Linked DNA regions of Mus musculus: region 2 is linked to region 1. The links are chromatin loops, found by intact Hi-C in ENCODE. Cell type or tissue: heart. All regions are shown on one strand.

Region 1 (8,000 bases):
TTTGAGACAGAGCTGGCCTTAAACTTGGAGCAATCCTTCTGGCTCTGCTTCTTTTTTTGTTTTTTTATTTTGTTTTGTTTTGTTTTTTGAGACAGGGTTTCTCTGTGTAGCCCTGGTTGTCCTGGAACTCACTTTGTAGACCAGGCTGGCCTCGAACTCAGAAATCTGCCTGCCTCTGCCTCCCAAGTGCTGGGATTAAAGGCATGCGCCACAATGCCCGGCTCTGCCTCTGTTTCTTAAGTGCTGGGATTAAGCCAAGTACTTAAATGGCTCGCTTGTGATTTCTCACAAATTATATACCAATTTACTGTTCTGTTAGAATGCAGGAGGTCTGTATTGCTACCTTTCTTTCCTTATTTAAAAATTTTTTTTATATGTATGGATGTTTTGCCAGCATGTCTGTGTACCGCAGGCTGCGAGCCCTGCATGCTAGGAGACCAGAGAAGAGCATTGGATCCTCTGAACTCGAGTTAGTCATGAGCTACCATGTAGGTTCTGGGTATTGAACCTGGGCCCTCTGCAAGAGCAGCCAGTGCTCTTAAACTCCTTAGCTATCTTTCCAGCCCATATTTTTCCATTTTCTTAAACTCGTGTTTTTACACACATGGTGTGCACATCAGGTACCCCTGCTCTCTTCCTCACCTGCCTTAGTCCCTTGAGACAGTTTCTCAGTGAGCCTGAAGCTTACCATTTTCAGGTTAGGCTTCCTGGCTTACAAGCCCATGCATTTCTTCTCGAATGGGCTTGAGAAAGAAGATGGCTCCGTCATACAGTGCTTGCCACACAGGTAGAGAAAACAGAGTTAAGGGCCCCAGTACCCACACAAAAAGCCAATTGCTATAATGAATGAAAGCCTTTAATTCCAGCGCCAGGAAGCAGAGACAGGAGGATTCCTAGAGCTTGCCAGCTAGCCAGGCTAGCCAAATCAGTGAACTCTGGGTTCAGCGAGAGAACATGTCTCAAAAAAAAAAAAATAAATAAATAAATAAATAAAAATAAGGTGACTGAGGGCTGGAGAAATGGCTCAGCAGTTAAGAGCACTTGCTACTCTTGCCAAAGACCCACGTTCGTTCCTGGCACCCACATAGCAACTTACAACAGCCAATAATTCCACTTGCAGGGTAGGGCGTGTGCCATTTCTATGTCAACCATTTCCAACTCGTGCCCTTTTTCATTTTTGCCTAGGTTCTAGATTTCTGTTTTGGACGGGGTTTCATTCCGCCCCTTTTTTTCCGGCTCTCTGAATTCACTAAGGGCTGGGTCCTGAAAGGATGGCCTTCTGAGGGCTCCCAAGGCTCACGGCAGACGGAATCTCGCGCCCACGCCTTCCCACCTGGTTTCTCCCTTTTACTAATAGTCCCTGCACACTCCTTCATGCCGCATAAGTTCCTTCCCTCCCTCCAAGAGGCTCCCTACACGCTACAAGCTGAGAGTTTACCCTTCCTTCAGAAGATCAAGAGGGCTGCATCAAGCTCCTTCCATTGAAACCTCAACCACGCCCCCACAGACCACGCCTATCAAACGGCTCCTCCCTGAGGCCCAAGCGGCTCCCTAGGCCCCGCCCAGTCCAGGCTACCCCAGAACCGTACCCCATCTTCGTCTCGCTTACCCACCCTGAAGATTGCTTCCTTCCGCGGCTCTGCCGCCCGTGAAGTGTCTAGGGAGTGTTCCCCGGGGTGAGGACGTGGCCACAGCCACTCAGACGCTCCTACGGGGCCGCGAGGTAAGGAAGGTCCGGAGCGGCAAGTCGCGGCCCCCAAGAGCCGGGCTGTTGCCCTAGGTTACGGCCGCGTCGGAGGCGGGCCTAGGTGCAGGCATGCCGGAAGTGACGTAACCCCGCAACAAACCAGCTCAAGGGCGGAGTCCCCTCTGAGGGCGGGGCTAAGGAGCATTCCCGTCGCTCTGTGCGTGGTTGCTAGGTGCCGCGTTGCCAGACGCTTCGAGAGCTTCGCAGGCACTGGCGACGTTGGGCGGCCAAGTTGCGCTGCAACAGCCTTTTGCCTTCTAGAAGGAATGCCTCAGAGGCCACACAAACAGTGTCTGGAGATTTGGCCACTTCTTCCTTTGGGCAGAATCGTCCCTTCCTTCTTGGGATCCCGTGTTGAAAGCGAGAGCAGAACTTCGCGGGACGACTCATTCCTAGTTGCATAATTTTGAGACCGAGTCTTCCTTGTTTTGTAGCCTGGTGCGGTCTCGAACTCATGGCAACCCTCCTTCCTCGATGTCCTAAATCAACATTGAAGGGATCGAGGGCGTGGGCTTCCACACCTGCTGACAGGAAGGATTTCTGGTTTTGTTCTTTTTGGTGCTGCCCACTTTAGTGGGGCAGAAGCAGCAGTTTCTCGCGAGGGGGCCGCCCACTTCTCCACTATGCTGCCCTTGGTGCCCAACTCATGTCTAGTTCCAAGGTCCCTTTGCTTTCTGGTTTAAAAAGTATTAAGAAAACAAGTCTCCAAAAGCAGGCTGAGTCAAAGGCTTTTGGAAAAAATGGCTAAGAATTACTACTTTTTACACTTATAGCATTATATAATATATATACAGTATAGCATATATACAATCGATAGCATAGATTTATAGCATTAACGGCCTCTAAAGATGTGATGTATATGACACATGAAGTTGGAACAAAGTCCTCTTCTAGACTGTGAATATTTGTTATTTCCCCCATATATATGAGGGAAATACTTTAACAAGCATATATGATAGATATTGTAATTATATTGCTATACCAGCGTATCTAATGGGCTATGACACATATTTCTAAAATTTTCTATGTATTTTTGGATTTATGCGTATGAGTGTTCTGCCTGTGTATATGTATGTACACCATGTTCATACTGGACAGTCATAAAGACACACTCTTTCATTGTTTTCTAGGTTCGCCTGCTAGACAGCGAGTCTGTCACCAAGATGTGTCTCCGTTCCTCGGTGTTTTGAGGTAGGCTTTCACTATGACGTCTAGTCTGGCCTCCAACAGCTTCCTTCTGTCTCTGAATGCTGGAATTACAAGCACATGCCACCAGACCTGGCCACTCAACCATGATCTTTACAACCGAAGGTAGACAAGTCTTTTCAACAGCCACAGAAAAGCTCAGAAGTGGGGGTGGGGAAGGGGGCAGGTCAAATTTTCCAGTCTGCTGCAGCAGAGTCTGCAGTTCCATACCACTGGTCTTTTTCATACCAGATACTGTGTGGGGCGCCCTCTAGTGGTTCTACTAAAACCCAACATAGTCAGCCTCCAAAGTGTTGCTTTGTTTTGTGGAGTTTTACGATTTAATACCTTGTGAACAATTTTTTTTTTTAACTTTAATTATTTTTTAAGTGTATTGGCATTCTGGATGAATGTGTGTCGGTGCACTACTTCCATGCCTGGTGTCCATGGCGGTTAAAAGCGGGATCGGATACTTTGGAACTGGTGTTAGAGGCATTCATAAACATCCATGCAGATCCTGGGAACTGAACCCAGGTCTTTTGGAAGGGCAGCCAGAGCTTTTGACCACTAAACCATCTCTCCATCACCAGCCCCCCCTTCCCCCTACTATATTTCTGAGGTTTTAATTCTTTGAAAACATTCAAAGATGTTAAGAAAATAGACAAAGACTAAAGAAAAAATGGCAAAGAAAGAAAGTATGCCAGGTGTGGTGGTGCATGCCTTTAGTCCAGCCCATGGAAGTTGAAAGCAGGAAACTCTGGAGTCAAGGTGGTCCTTGACTCTCTACCCTCCAGTTCAGCCTGGACTACATGAGAGCCAGGCTAAAGCAAATAAGTATAGAATTGCATGCTGTAGTCCGAGGAGATATGCTAGAGCAGTCTACCCACTTTCCTTGAGAGGGTGGGGGGTGTCACCGAGGGGTTTGGTTTGGTAGTGGAGTTTGTTTTTATTTGAGCTCATCTGAGCCCAGGCTGGCCATGGGATCTGTAGCTAAAAGATGACCTTGAACTCCTGACCTTCTGGTCTCCACCTTCTAAGTGTTGGGAGACACCAAGCCAGTTATACATTCATATCAGTGTGCATGTGTAATCCCAAACTCCCAGTCAGCATTTTTATAGTTGACGTTAGAGTGCGCCATATCAGCTTTCAGAAACTACGGTGGCAGTAAGTGCACTTGAGTTGTAAACAACAGTTTAAGCCAGTTTCAGAAAGTTCTAGTGTCTATGGCTACTAAATAGAAACCTGAACAGGATGGAAGTTCAGACACACCTTGTGCACTGTTGACCATGTGCAGACACACCGTGTGCACTGCTGACCAGTTGACACCTATTCCCCTCTCTAAAGGTCAATGCACACAGAGAACCATGGGTAAACCTCGCCCTGAGCTTGAGCATCTTATGTGCCTGTGATTCCTTCAGAAATAGAAGGCATCAGATCCCCTGGAACTGGAGTTAGGGATGGTTTTGAGCTACCACATGGGTGCTGGAAACAACCCCCAGGTTGTCTGCAAGAAGCAGGAACAGCAAGCCCTCCTAACCACTGACCCCTCTAGCCCCTGGCCTAATTTCTTTTTTTTTTTCTTTTCTTTTTTCCTTTCCTTTTTTTGGTTTTTCAAGACAGGGTTTCTCTGTGTAGCCCTGACTGTCCTGGAACTCAGAAATCCGCCTGCCTCTGCCTCCTGAATTAAAGGCGTGCACCACCACACCAGACTTCTATTTTTTTTTCTCTTTAATCATTTCACATGGTTAGGCACAGTACACCTCAGTGGTATACCTAGCACCAGACACTGGAACATCCTATAATTAAAATCAACCCTTCTAAAACTAGCAGTCACTAAGTAAAACATTAATATCCAAATAAAAATCACAATCAACAAAGAGGATGAATGTTTTATTTGTTTCGCAGTGTTGCAAAGCCGGTGCTTCACGGTGGGAAAACAACAGTCAACACAGCACATGGTGAAACAAAGACAGTACTCTCCTGCCTCTGACACTGTACAACACTTCCTTGCATTCCCAATGAGAAGACACTAATCTCTGACCCAAATCCAGTGGTGGATATGGGCAAGTAACAAAATTATCTAAGATACACCACTATTATCTTGAATTATGAAAGTCTTATACCCAGTAGGTAGGGTCTCGCCATGTAGCTGTGGCTGGTCTAGAACTTGTTGTGTAGACCGACCTTGAACTAACTAACATCTGCCTGTTGCGTGCTGGGATTAGAAGGTGGTCCGTCACCAAAACCAGCCTCATAACCACGTTTCACAGCAGACGATCCTCAGAATTCTAAACACCAGGGCTTAACCCCTAGTCTAAATACTTAGTATGGCAATTATCAAAAACCTGTACACTGTGTTTATCTGCATCCTTTAGGAAGTTGGGGGTGGCTCTTAAGTAGCACTGTCAAGAACAGTTTCTTTCCATCAGTATTGCTAAGTTATTTCAAGTCCTCTATTCTCCACTAGTTTAAGACAAGCATGCTGGAGCACGTCACATCCAGTTTGATCTGGGAGTAGAGGGGTGCCATGGTCACTCCTCAATGGACTTCACATATTTCTCATATGCTTCTTCACTCATCAATTCATCCATCTCTGAAGGGTCACTCAGTGTCATCTTGATCAGCCAACCTGTACCCAAAACAGAACCTCAGTTCACATTGCCTTTTAAAGTCAAATTCATTCAAAATTAATACAGTGCCCTCATTTAAGTGATGTTGTTATCCTAACATAAATCCATTCTTTCTTCAATAAATTTAGCTCTAAGACTTTAGTGGGCTGGAGTAAGGATGGCTCCGTTTTTAAGAGAGCATACCGCTGTAGCACGGGACCCAAGTTTGGTTTTGAGCATTGGTATCAGGTGACTTACAACCTATAACTCTAGCTCCAGGGAATTCAGTGTCCTCCTCTGACCACTAAAGACCCCCACACTCAAATATCCCTATATAGAAACAGCTGTCCTGGAATTCACTTTGTAGACCAGGCTTGGCCTTGAACTCAGACATCCACCTGCCTCTGCCTCCCTGCAGAGGGGGAGTGGGATTAAAGGTAAGTGTGCACACCACCATGACCAGCTCAAATAACTTTAATTAAAGTATTTTAAAATAAAACCTTGGGGCCGAAGAGATGATGGCTAGGCAGTTAAGAGCACCTGCACATAAATGTTTTTGTTTGGTTTTTTTTTTTTGGTTTTTCAAGACAAGGTTTCTCTGTGTAGCTCTGGCTGTCCTGGAACTCACTCTGTAGACCAGGCTGGCCTCGAACTCAGAAATCCCCCTGCCTATGCCTACCAAGTGCTGGGATTAATTGTGCGCCACCACTGCCCGGCACATACATGTTTTTTAAAAGGCATACCAAATATAAACTACTAGAGCTAATAGTGGTGGAAAGACTGAAAGCCAGGTATAGTGGTGCAGGCCTTTAATCCCAGCACTTAGGAGGCAGAAGCAGGAGGATCTCTGTGAGTTTAAGACCAGCAAGAGCTATGTAGAGACCCTGTCTCAAGTCATCCAACCCCAAAGAAAAAGGATAAGGTAGCAAGCCAAAGAGAACCACAACAACAAATCTTAATATTGCCACTTATTGGCTATACGACCCCTGGTTACACTTTTGAGGTTGTTTGTTCATTCATCTAAAACATGGAGAAAACTGCTGTAGGCAAACCTGACTAGGTTAGTTTGCTGTAGGAATGAAATTCTGAGCAACAACTCACCATCTTCGTAACAGGATTTGTTGACAAGCCCTGGGTTTTCGGCAAGAGCTTCATTGACTTCGGTTACCTCTCCTGACAGAGGAGAGTAGAGTTCACTGGCAGCCTTCACACTCTCCAAAGCACCAAACTCCTCTAAAAGGAAGCAGTGAAAGAAGATAGTTAACATCAAGTCAGTGACTTAAAATACAAATTGTGTCTAGGAGTGGTGGCGCATGCTTTTAGTCGCAGCGCTTGAGACAGGGGCAGGAGGATCTCTAAGTCTGCAGCCAGCCTGGTCTAGAGTGAGTTCCAGACCAGCCAGGGATACATGGTGAGACCCTGTCTAAACAAACAAGACAAAAACAAAAACAGCTATGTAGCTCGGTAGACAGAGCATTTGCTTAGCATGCATACACCTTAGGTTCAATCCCCAGCACTGCATAAAATGGGTGTGGTGGTGACACCTGTAATCAGTGCTGGAGAGACAGAGGCAGGTGAGTGAGTTCAAGGTCATCCTCAACTACACAGGGAATTAAGAAGCTAGCCTGAGCTAAAGAAGATCCTGCCTCAAAATAAACACCCCAAACCAAAACACTTAAAACCTCCTGAGATGGGGGAGTGGGGGGACAGGGTGTAGGGGACTTTTGGGATAGCATTGGAAATGTAAATGAAGAAAATACCAAAAAGAAAGAAAAAAAAAAAGCCTCCTGAGATGGTTCATTAAGATGCTTGCTGCTGGGGGCTGGTGAGATGGCTCAGCGGGTAAGAGCACTGACTGCTCTTCCAAAGGTCCTGAGTTCAAATCCCAGAAACCACATGGTGGCTCACAACCATCTGCAGTGAGATCCGATGCCCTCTTCTGGTGTGTCTGAAGACATCTACAGTGTACCTACATATAACAATAAATAAATCTTTAAAAAAAAAAATGCTTGCTGTTAAGCCTGACCTGAGTTCAATCCCCAGGACCAAGGTACAAGGAAAGAACCATCTCTTGCAAGTTGTCCTCCTGACATTCCCTCAAAACAGAGTTATAAAACAATTTAAAGACAAACTGTAACAAAGTGGTTACCTCCCATTTAGTTAGGCCAAGAAATTCTGAATGTATTTATAGTCAAAGCTGAGTTCGTACAAGAAAGGCATAACTTCATCAGCGTGAACATGCATACTCTGCACATTGTGAATGGCAAACTGGCTGTGTGTCTGAGCACCAGTGTGCCTATGCTCAATAAAACATACTAGCCATGCATGGTGGCACACATCCTGGCCTGTGAAAGAGCCTTAAATTGTGTGTACATAGGGCATCACCCAAGGTGCTTGGTAAGGCTGAAAGAACTGCGCCAGGATTTGAGCTGCAGCCGACCCCAGGGAGTCTACATTTT
Region 2 (8,000 bases), 120 kb before region 1:
CCAGCACTTGGGAGGCAGAGGCAGGCAGATTTCTGAATTCGAGGCCAGCCTGGTCTACAGAGTGAATTCCAGGACAGCCAGGGCTACACAGAGAAACTCTGTCTTTGGGGGGTTGGGGGGGGGGGGAGAAGAGAGTCAGAGTCTCAGGAATACAAACAGGGGAAACCTGGGATGCTGATAAACACCCAGAATTCCAGCACTCAGAGGTGGAGGCAGGAGGATTAGAAGTTCCAGGTCCTCCTTAGCTATATAGCAAATCTAAAACCAGCCTGGGCTTCACGAGAGCCTGTTTCGCAAACCACAACAGCATCCACCACACAAAACAAAAACTGAGGGTGAGTGATAAGGCGTGTGTCTAAACACAGATTATGGAGCCCTTGGCATGGCTCAGGTAGGTAAAAGCCCTTGCCAACAAGGCTGTGCCAACTTGTCCTTTGACCTCTAAAACCAAGCAGCAGGAGAGCAAGAGAACCAGAGAGGGAGAGAGGGAGGGAGAGAAGGGAGAGAGGAAGAGGAGAGGGAAGGAGAGGGAGAGGACACGGTGGTCTATAACTTTAGTTCCAGGGTATCCAATACCCTCTTCTAGCCTCTGCTGGCACCAGACAAATGCATGGTGCACAGACATATGTGCAGGCAAGACACCCATACACATAGAATAAAAATAATAATTAAAAGAAAATTTAAGTGGAGGCAAAAGGACAGAGGTTCAAGGCCAGCCTGTCTTTTTAAAAATACAGATAAGTAAATAACCAACAGTAAAGAAGGATGGGAAATACATTTATGAAACTCAACATTGATGATATAAAAGTGAAAAATTAAAAGTAACCATAATATAACTTACAAATCAAGAAGCAAAAGAAGGGGAGGGAGGAAAGATTCGTGCTAAACGCTTTCTGATTCCCTAGCAGGAATTAATTAACTAGCTAAAATTGAAACCCTGAGCTTTAAAAAAAAAAAAAAATCTCCAACCACTTAATTCACCCCTTTCTGTCTCCTCCCCCTTCTCCATTTTCTTTTTGAGTCCTTCTCAAAGGAATAAAGAATATTTTATTGTACATCCTGTAGTAAAATTAATTTACTTAAAATTCAACAATTCTTCCCATTTCACTGTAGTTTCTTGGATCCAAATAAAATTTCTAAAGTGATTCTTTTTTTTTTATCTTAAAAGCACCTATTTTAAGTCTCGTTTTAATAAGATAGTTATTCTTTTCCTCTAACTGCATATACCCATACAATAAGATACACCTGCGTGATGTCCGTTCTCTGTTAACTATGGTACTTTCTTCTCCGTAGTGAGATTTTTGGTTTTCTCCAGTGTGAAGTTTATTGCATCTTTTGATTTTTCTTCACACAAGTGCGTTGCCTCCCCAAAGGTGGTGACTGGCTGCCTGGGATTGATGGAGCCGAGGCCGGAGGGAACAGCAGAGGAGGAGGCTTGGCAGGGGAGGGAGCCCGGGCTCCGGAGAGGCAGGAACCTGTCCAGGAGGCTGCTGGCCGCAGGCTGACCTACTTTCTCGGTCGGGTTTGCAGCCAGCGCTACCGCGCAGCCTGAAGCGGAGCAGAAGCCGCGGAGGGAGCCAGGCGGGCTGCGCGCCAGGTTTTTCTGCGGGCGCCAAGGGCTGTGGGCTCCTTCCAACCCGCTTGCTTCCTGGCGGGACATCCCCTGCAGATGGAGGCCAGGCTTCGAGAAAGAGGACCAACCGTCTTCCTCCCGCCTACTGCGGTAGCCCCACGGACCTCTCCTTTCACCTTGGAGAAGACTAGACCCTCGCGGAGACTCTGGGGCCCTGACCTCTTCAGTCCAGGTCCCCTCTGATTTCCATGGCCTAGGGACATCCTCATGGCCACAGCACAAGCCCAGGTCCTTCCGGGTCCGGGTGGCTCAGAGCACCTGCTAGAAGACTAGGAAGCTGCTGGATTTGTCCCAAAGGTTCTGGCTCTTTCCAGCCCTTGTCCTTGGACGAATCAGTGACACCTGGGAGTCTCTGTTTGTTTCTTCCTTCCTTCCTTCCTTTCTTTCTTTTTTTTTTTTTTTTTTTTTTGTTATTTCGTGGCAGGGTTTCTCTGTGTAGCCCTGGCTGTCCTGGAACTCACTTTGTAGACCAGGCTGGCCTCGAACTCAGAAATCCACCTGCCTCTGCCTCACGAGTGCCGGGGTTAAAGGCGTGCACCACCATGCACGGCTTCTTTCTTTCTTTTTAATGAAGATGCTATCTTCACCTCAGCCTCACGGTGGAGATGTTAGAGAAAGCAACACGTGTGTGAGTGCCTGACAGTCCACTGCAATTGGGGTGTGCCTGGTGAAAAATGGAGGTTCGGAAGAAGTTCCCTGGTGGGGCTCCTCTGGTCCCTGCAGGCCAGGCTTTTCATGATGGACAGCTGGTCTCCAGTGTTTATGTCATCCTAGACAGAGTCCTGAGGGAACGCCTCCTTCCTGCAGTATTCCTTATGAGATACTTTGGCCTCCTGTCCAGTGCCTAAAGATGTATGTTGTGGGTTATTGGTATCGAAATAAAAAAATAAGAGGCCAGCTGGCCTGACAACCTGAGTTCCAACACCTTTAAGGTGCCTAGCATGGAATGTGCCCATAAGAAAGAAAGGTTGGTCACAAATGGGTGAAAGGCAGAGAAGGGACCATACAGGAAGAGTGGGTAGTGGCCATCCACACACCGCACAGGGCAGTGGATGCTGGTCTGGGTTTTCTTGGCAAGATGACACATTTAATGTTTGAGAGCTGAACCTAGTGTTCCATGGATGGTTTCCTAGAGCTCCGTGAACCTCCCCAAAGAGTATGTGTGATAGAACACATTTCTGAAGAATAGTGCCCGTACCTTCACTGAGATTTCCAGAGGGACTCATTGTGCCAAAGGCTGAAAGCTGTTAACAGCATGATTTCAAGTAAGCCTGGGAAGTCTTAGTATATCCCAGCATCAGTGCCAGGACACTAGCCTCTGGTTATATGGTTTCCCATCTGGCTTGCCTCTAGGAAGAGAACACAGGAAGCTGTTTATAAGGGTCACTCGGGCCTCGTGAGAGCTGTATTTCTCACTGCAAAGAGAAAGAGAGGTAGAGACAGAGATGGAGACAGAAACAGAGTCAGAAACGAAGACAGAGAGAAACAGAGACAGAGAGAAACAAAGACAGAGAGGGATAGAGAGAGACAGAGTCAGAGACAGAGAGAGACAGAGTCAGAGAGAGACAGAGACAGAGTCAGAAATGGAGACAGAGAGAGAAAGGGAGAGAGACAGAGACATACAGAGAGAGACAAAGTCAGAAACGGAGACAGAGAGAGACAGGGAGAGAAACAGAGAGACAAAGAGACAGAGATAGACAGAGAGGGGGGGCAGAGAGAGAGAGAGAGAGAGGGAGAGGGAGAGGGAGAGGGAGATGGAGATGGAGATGGAGATGGAGATGGAGATGGAGATGGAGATGGAGATGGAGATGGAGACCCAGAGGAAAGAAACTACATAACCCTAGGTAAAGAGCAGCAAAACCCGGGGTAATAACTAACCATCTAAGTGTGTGTTCTGGGGTGTTCCTGTAAGGTAGAAAAGCTATGTTCTCAGGGACTCGAGATTTATTGAGATAAAATTACTTCATTCCCATGTCTGCCTTCCCTCCAATACAGTGAGCTCTTCACACTGATACCAAGCACTGCAAACGCCATCTGTTCCAGTAACTGTGGGGTATTGGGATACAATCTAGATGCCCCCTCCCATGATCCTGGCAAGAACCCCGCCTCCACACCCGACCACATCAAGTGAATACAAAATCAACTTCTTGGAAGACCCCTCTGGACAGAGAGGTTAGGCATAGAAGTACTAGCCACATCAGATCCACCTAACGTCTTCCTCCATCATTGCAAATGATGATGACAACATAGGAGTGAACAGAGACTCGAGTCACAGAAGCTGGAAGAGGTAAGGGGTGAACAGCGGGGTCTCCAGACCCTTGTCAAGTTCTTCTCCACATTCTGTGAACATCCGTCATCACATCCTCGGCAGATAGACTCCATCAGTGTGACAGAGTATAATAGACATAACCTCTGCCTTGAATTGCGTTTTTTCCATACATTAGAACTCTATACTAAAAACTACTGGAACGGTGTTAGCAAGGCACTTAGAGCGAAGCTAAAGACCTGAGATCCACCTCAGAGCCTCAAATAGTGGGAGGAGAAAACCAATTCACACAGAGAGAAACCTACACACAGAGAGAGACATATACAAAATAAATAAATATAACTGTATTTTGTTGTTAATTTTATTTTATTAGACAAGACGTGTATGGGCGTCTTGTCTGCTTTGATGGACACCACATGTGCGCAGTACCGGACATGGCCAGAAGGGGGCGTCGGAGATCCTGGAACTGCAAACAGTTGTGCCTGCCGATTCAACCCAGATGTTCCATAAGAATACAAAGTGCTCTTAACCACCAAGCTAAACTAGTTATCTCTTCAACCCCTAGATTTGCTTGAAAGCTTATTTCTTGCACTTAAGTTAGCTGCTGAGGTAGGTATGTTCAGCATGGCTCCAGGAGCCTCTTACTCCGAGACTCAGATAGAAGGAAGGTAGAAGGAACAGCCACACTGTGGCTTACTAATCTTGTAAAACAGGATAAGGCAGAAGACAGGATAGCAAGAGACAGTCAGAGCTTGACTCTGCAGGGAAAGCAAGAGACAGACAGCCCAGCTCTGCAAGCTCACGGAAGATTCTGCTCGGGCTCTGAGTAAACCATACCCACTGAAATGCCATTGGCCCAGATATACAGATGGACGGTCCACCTACTGGAATTACTCCTGAAAGAAATTGTTTCTGCTTCCGGGAGTATTCTGCAATGGCTCCAGGAAGCCACAGGACAAAGTGGGAGAGAAAAAAAGGAGGGAGGAGGGAGAAGAGAGGAGCAGACAATGGCATTGCAGATTACACCGAGACACAAACAGCACGTGGCAAAGACTCCATATCCTCAAGAAGTCTAGCCAGCGGGACTGGTGGAGGGAGAACAGAGGAAACTCCTAGATCCTGGAACAGAGTCCTGGCTGCGGACAGGGTGGGTTCTACTGGCAAAAACAAGATCTTGAGCACTAGAGATTTCAACATCTGGGGCCCAACTGGGGATCTAAGGATCCATCCGAACGCAAGGACCCCAGTCGGTGCATGAGTGTATCGGGCACCGTTAAAGAGTAATTTCCCCCTGTGCTCTATTGTGCTACTTTCATAATTGTTATATTAAAGGAGGGGGAGGAGGGGGAGAAGGAGGAGGGGGAGGGGTGGAGGAGGAGGGGGGAGGAGCAGCTCCGAGGCTATTATTGTTTTTAAACCACATGCCCTTCCCGAAGCTCCGAACATGACCCAGCTACCAAAGGTGGCTGCTTTTCCCTGTCAGACCTGGGGGTAGGAAAGGTTTCCCTTTCAGATGAGGCAGTGAGGCGCCCATTTCAGTCGCAAATGGTCCTGCCCAGCACATTAGATTTCACTCCCCAGTAAAGACTTTCCTGGAATTTTCCACGCGCAGATTCTGCCTGGGGTTGAAGGAAGAGCAAGGCCACCATGAGTTCATTACCCAGGATATCCTGAATCTTTTCCGGGCCCACGGCAGATTAGGGAACAGGGACTTTTAAGTGTCCTGGCTGGCAGGGAACCTGTGGCCAGTCGGCCCTGTGGCTTTGTTAAACATCAGCCAGAAGTAAGAAGCGTGACTTGAGCCCTGGGCTTTTAGTTATGCAGACCTTTGACGTTTGGTCTTCTCTCATAGCTCTGCAACTTTGGGCAAATGATTTAACTCTTGGAGCCTCCATTTTCTCCTTTAAAAATGGGACAATAGGGTTGGAGATACAGCTCAGCTGCAGAATGCCTGCCTAGGAGGCACGAGGGCCCTAAATTCAGTCCCCTAGAATCAGCAAGAGAAAGAGAGGCGGGAGGGAGAGAAGGAGAAAGGGAAGGAGAGAAACACTGGGGTCTCCCACAGTGGGATGGGATTTTAGAATAAAATACAGACTTACATTGAGGACATTGACAGTTTTGATACTAAGTCGTAATAGGGAAAAAAGTTGACTCATGGATGAATGTTTGAGGTGTTCCCTCCCCCACTTAAAAAAAAAAAAGTTAACATTGATTACGCTTCTTTTCTCCCGCACATCATCCTCACTCCTGGAGTCTTACTGGGGAGATCAGACAATGATTGGAAGAACCAGAGAACTAAGAACAGGGATTTGCAATAGAATAAGCTAAACAGAATAGAAGTAAGAGGCTGGTGAAATGGCTCAGTGGTTAAGAGCACTGACTGCTCTTCCGAAGGTCCTGAGTTCAAATCCCAGCAAACACATGGTGGCTCACAATCATCCATAATGAGATCTGACGCCCTCTTCTGGTGAGTCTGAAATCAGCTACAGTGTACTTACATATAATAAATAAATAATTTAAAAAAAAAATAAAAGTAAGAAGAGCTTACCGGAGGGGGCATGGATACAGTGGGAGTGAGGGGTGGGGGAGTCTGGGAAAGTGGCAGGGGCAAGAAACAAGCTGATAGATTGAGGACAATTCCATAGGATGAGGAAAGCAAAATCAGAGAAGGAGACAGACTCAGTCATCTGCAGCTGCGAAGCAAGCTACCCCAAGACTAAAACAATGAGGATTTATTATCTCCGGCTTCCTGCAGATCAGGGACTTCAGAGAAGCTTAGCTCGGTTTCTGTGGCTCTAGGTGTCTTGTCCTTAGTCCTTAGGCTCAGGATGCCTTCCTGTGGGGCTGGAGGCCCTGGAGAGCTTGACTGACAGATCATCTCAGAAGGTGGCTCACCCAGGGCCTCATCTCTCACCACATGGGCTCTCTCTCCACCAGTGAGGGTTAGAGGAGAGGTATTAGTGAGGGCTGGACAGACCACTCGCTGGTTAAGAGCCACTGCCCTGCCGTGCTACCAATGAAGATCCAGTGGATCTGATGCCCTCTGCTGGACTGTGTGGGCACACATGTACATGTGCGTGCACTGGCAAGTAAAGATAAATCTTTGGAGGAAAAACAGGATGAGTGTTATTGAGTTCACCGCATACTGAAGGAGAAGGAAAATATCCTTCATTTTTGTTGGGGCAGACATAGTGGATGGATGGATGGATGGATGGATGGATGGATGGATGGATGGATGGTTGTACAGCATTTAAATCTCTTTGGGAATTTTAGGGAACATGGCTATAGGTTATAAATTTACTTCCCTTGAGTATTTTTAGGAGACCACATATAAAGCTCCGGATTGTATCTAGTTCCAGTCCTGCAGTTGTCCTGGCTGAGTTGTTGTGACCCTTAGATTGGTCTACCTCCAGCCCACGGATCCATCCTAGAAATATTAATAAGTTTCAATGTCACTGCTACAGATGAACGCACAAAAGGAGAGAACCCGGTACCTGGGAACTTGCAACAGAGGAGGAAGTGGCCAATCCTTCCTCCGCACTGAATGTGCTGTCAGAAACAAGGTAGAGAAAAGAAGTCCCCAGCAGGGTTGGGAGAGTGGTGTCCAGTCTGCCCAGGAACAACTCACTGTTAAAGTGACTGCCAGCTTGCTACCTTCACTCCACTCCTTCCTACATACACTGGCCCCTCTGCCCAGAATTCTCCTGCCTCCAACCTTCCCATCATTCGGATTTCTAACGACACAGTATCACAAAAGTGGTCCCTGAACACCCTCCTGGGGTTAGAAACTCATCCCTTCCATCACCTGTTTGGTGTTGCTTTTTTTAAACATTTTGTCTTTAATCCCAGGACTTGGGAGGCAGAGGCTACGTGGATCTCTGTGAGATCAAAACCAGCTTAGCCTGCAGAGTAATCTCTAGACTACTCGGGGCTACATTGTGAGACCCTGTCTCAAAAAGCAAAGCAAAACAAACAAATGAAAGAACCCAAGCTTTAACTTTTAAGATTATATTTATTTGCTGGTTGCTGTAATGCATGCCTTTAAAACCAGAACTCGGGAAGCAGGGGCAGGTGGATTTCTGAGTTCCAGACCAGCCTGGT

The links. Hi-C counts contacts between places; a loop is a spot of excess contacts. Peaks named below come from ENCODE experiments on the same cell type or tissue, not always from the same donor. Only the 100,000 strongest peaks of a DNase experiment are listed, where the experiment ranks them.
Region 2: a loop joins it to region 1, with 6 times the contacts of the local background. A loop is called at or near these places in 5 of 42 quality-filtered maps.

What each region holds. Positions count from the first base shown.
Region 1 is chr8:116,977,166-116,985,165 of GRCm38, forward strand. It overlaps 1700030J22Rik (RIKEN cDNA 1700030J22 gene), which reads right to left and starts at 1,794. Exons shown (of 3, transcript NM_027103.3): 1 at 1,614-1,794. Gcsh (glycine cleavage system protein H (aminomethyl carrier)) reads right to left here. Exons shown (of 5, transcript NM_026572.4): 4 at 6,643-6,774; 5 at 4,802-5,561. The coding sequence ends at 5,464. In heart, CTCF peaks have their summits at 1,971 and 3,208 (motif pointing left); DNase peaks (open chromatin) are centred at 1,616, 1,826 and 3,196; H3K4me3 peaks cover 1,389 bases; H3K27ac peaks cover 920 bases.
Region 2 is chr8:116,861,976-116,869,975 of GRCm38, forward strand. No RefSeq gene overlaps it. Among named protein-coding and RNA genes, the nearest start is that of Gm51553, 7.7 kb to the right of the region's middle. In heart, CTCF peaks have their summits at 4,340 (motif pointing right) and 6,956 (motif pointing left); a DNase peak (open chromatin) is centred at 1,536; H3K4me3 peaks cover 760 bases; H3K27ac peaks cover 449 bases; H3K27me3 peaks cover 2,316 bases.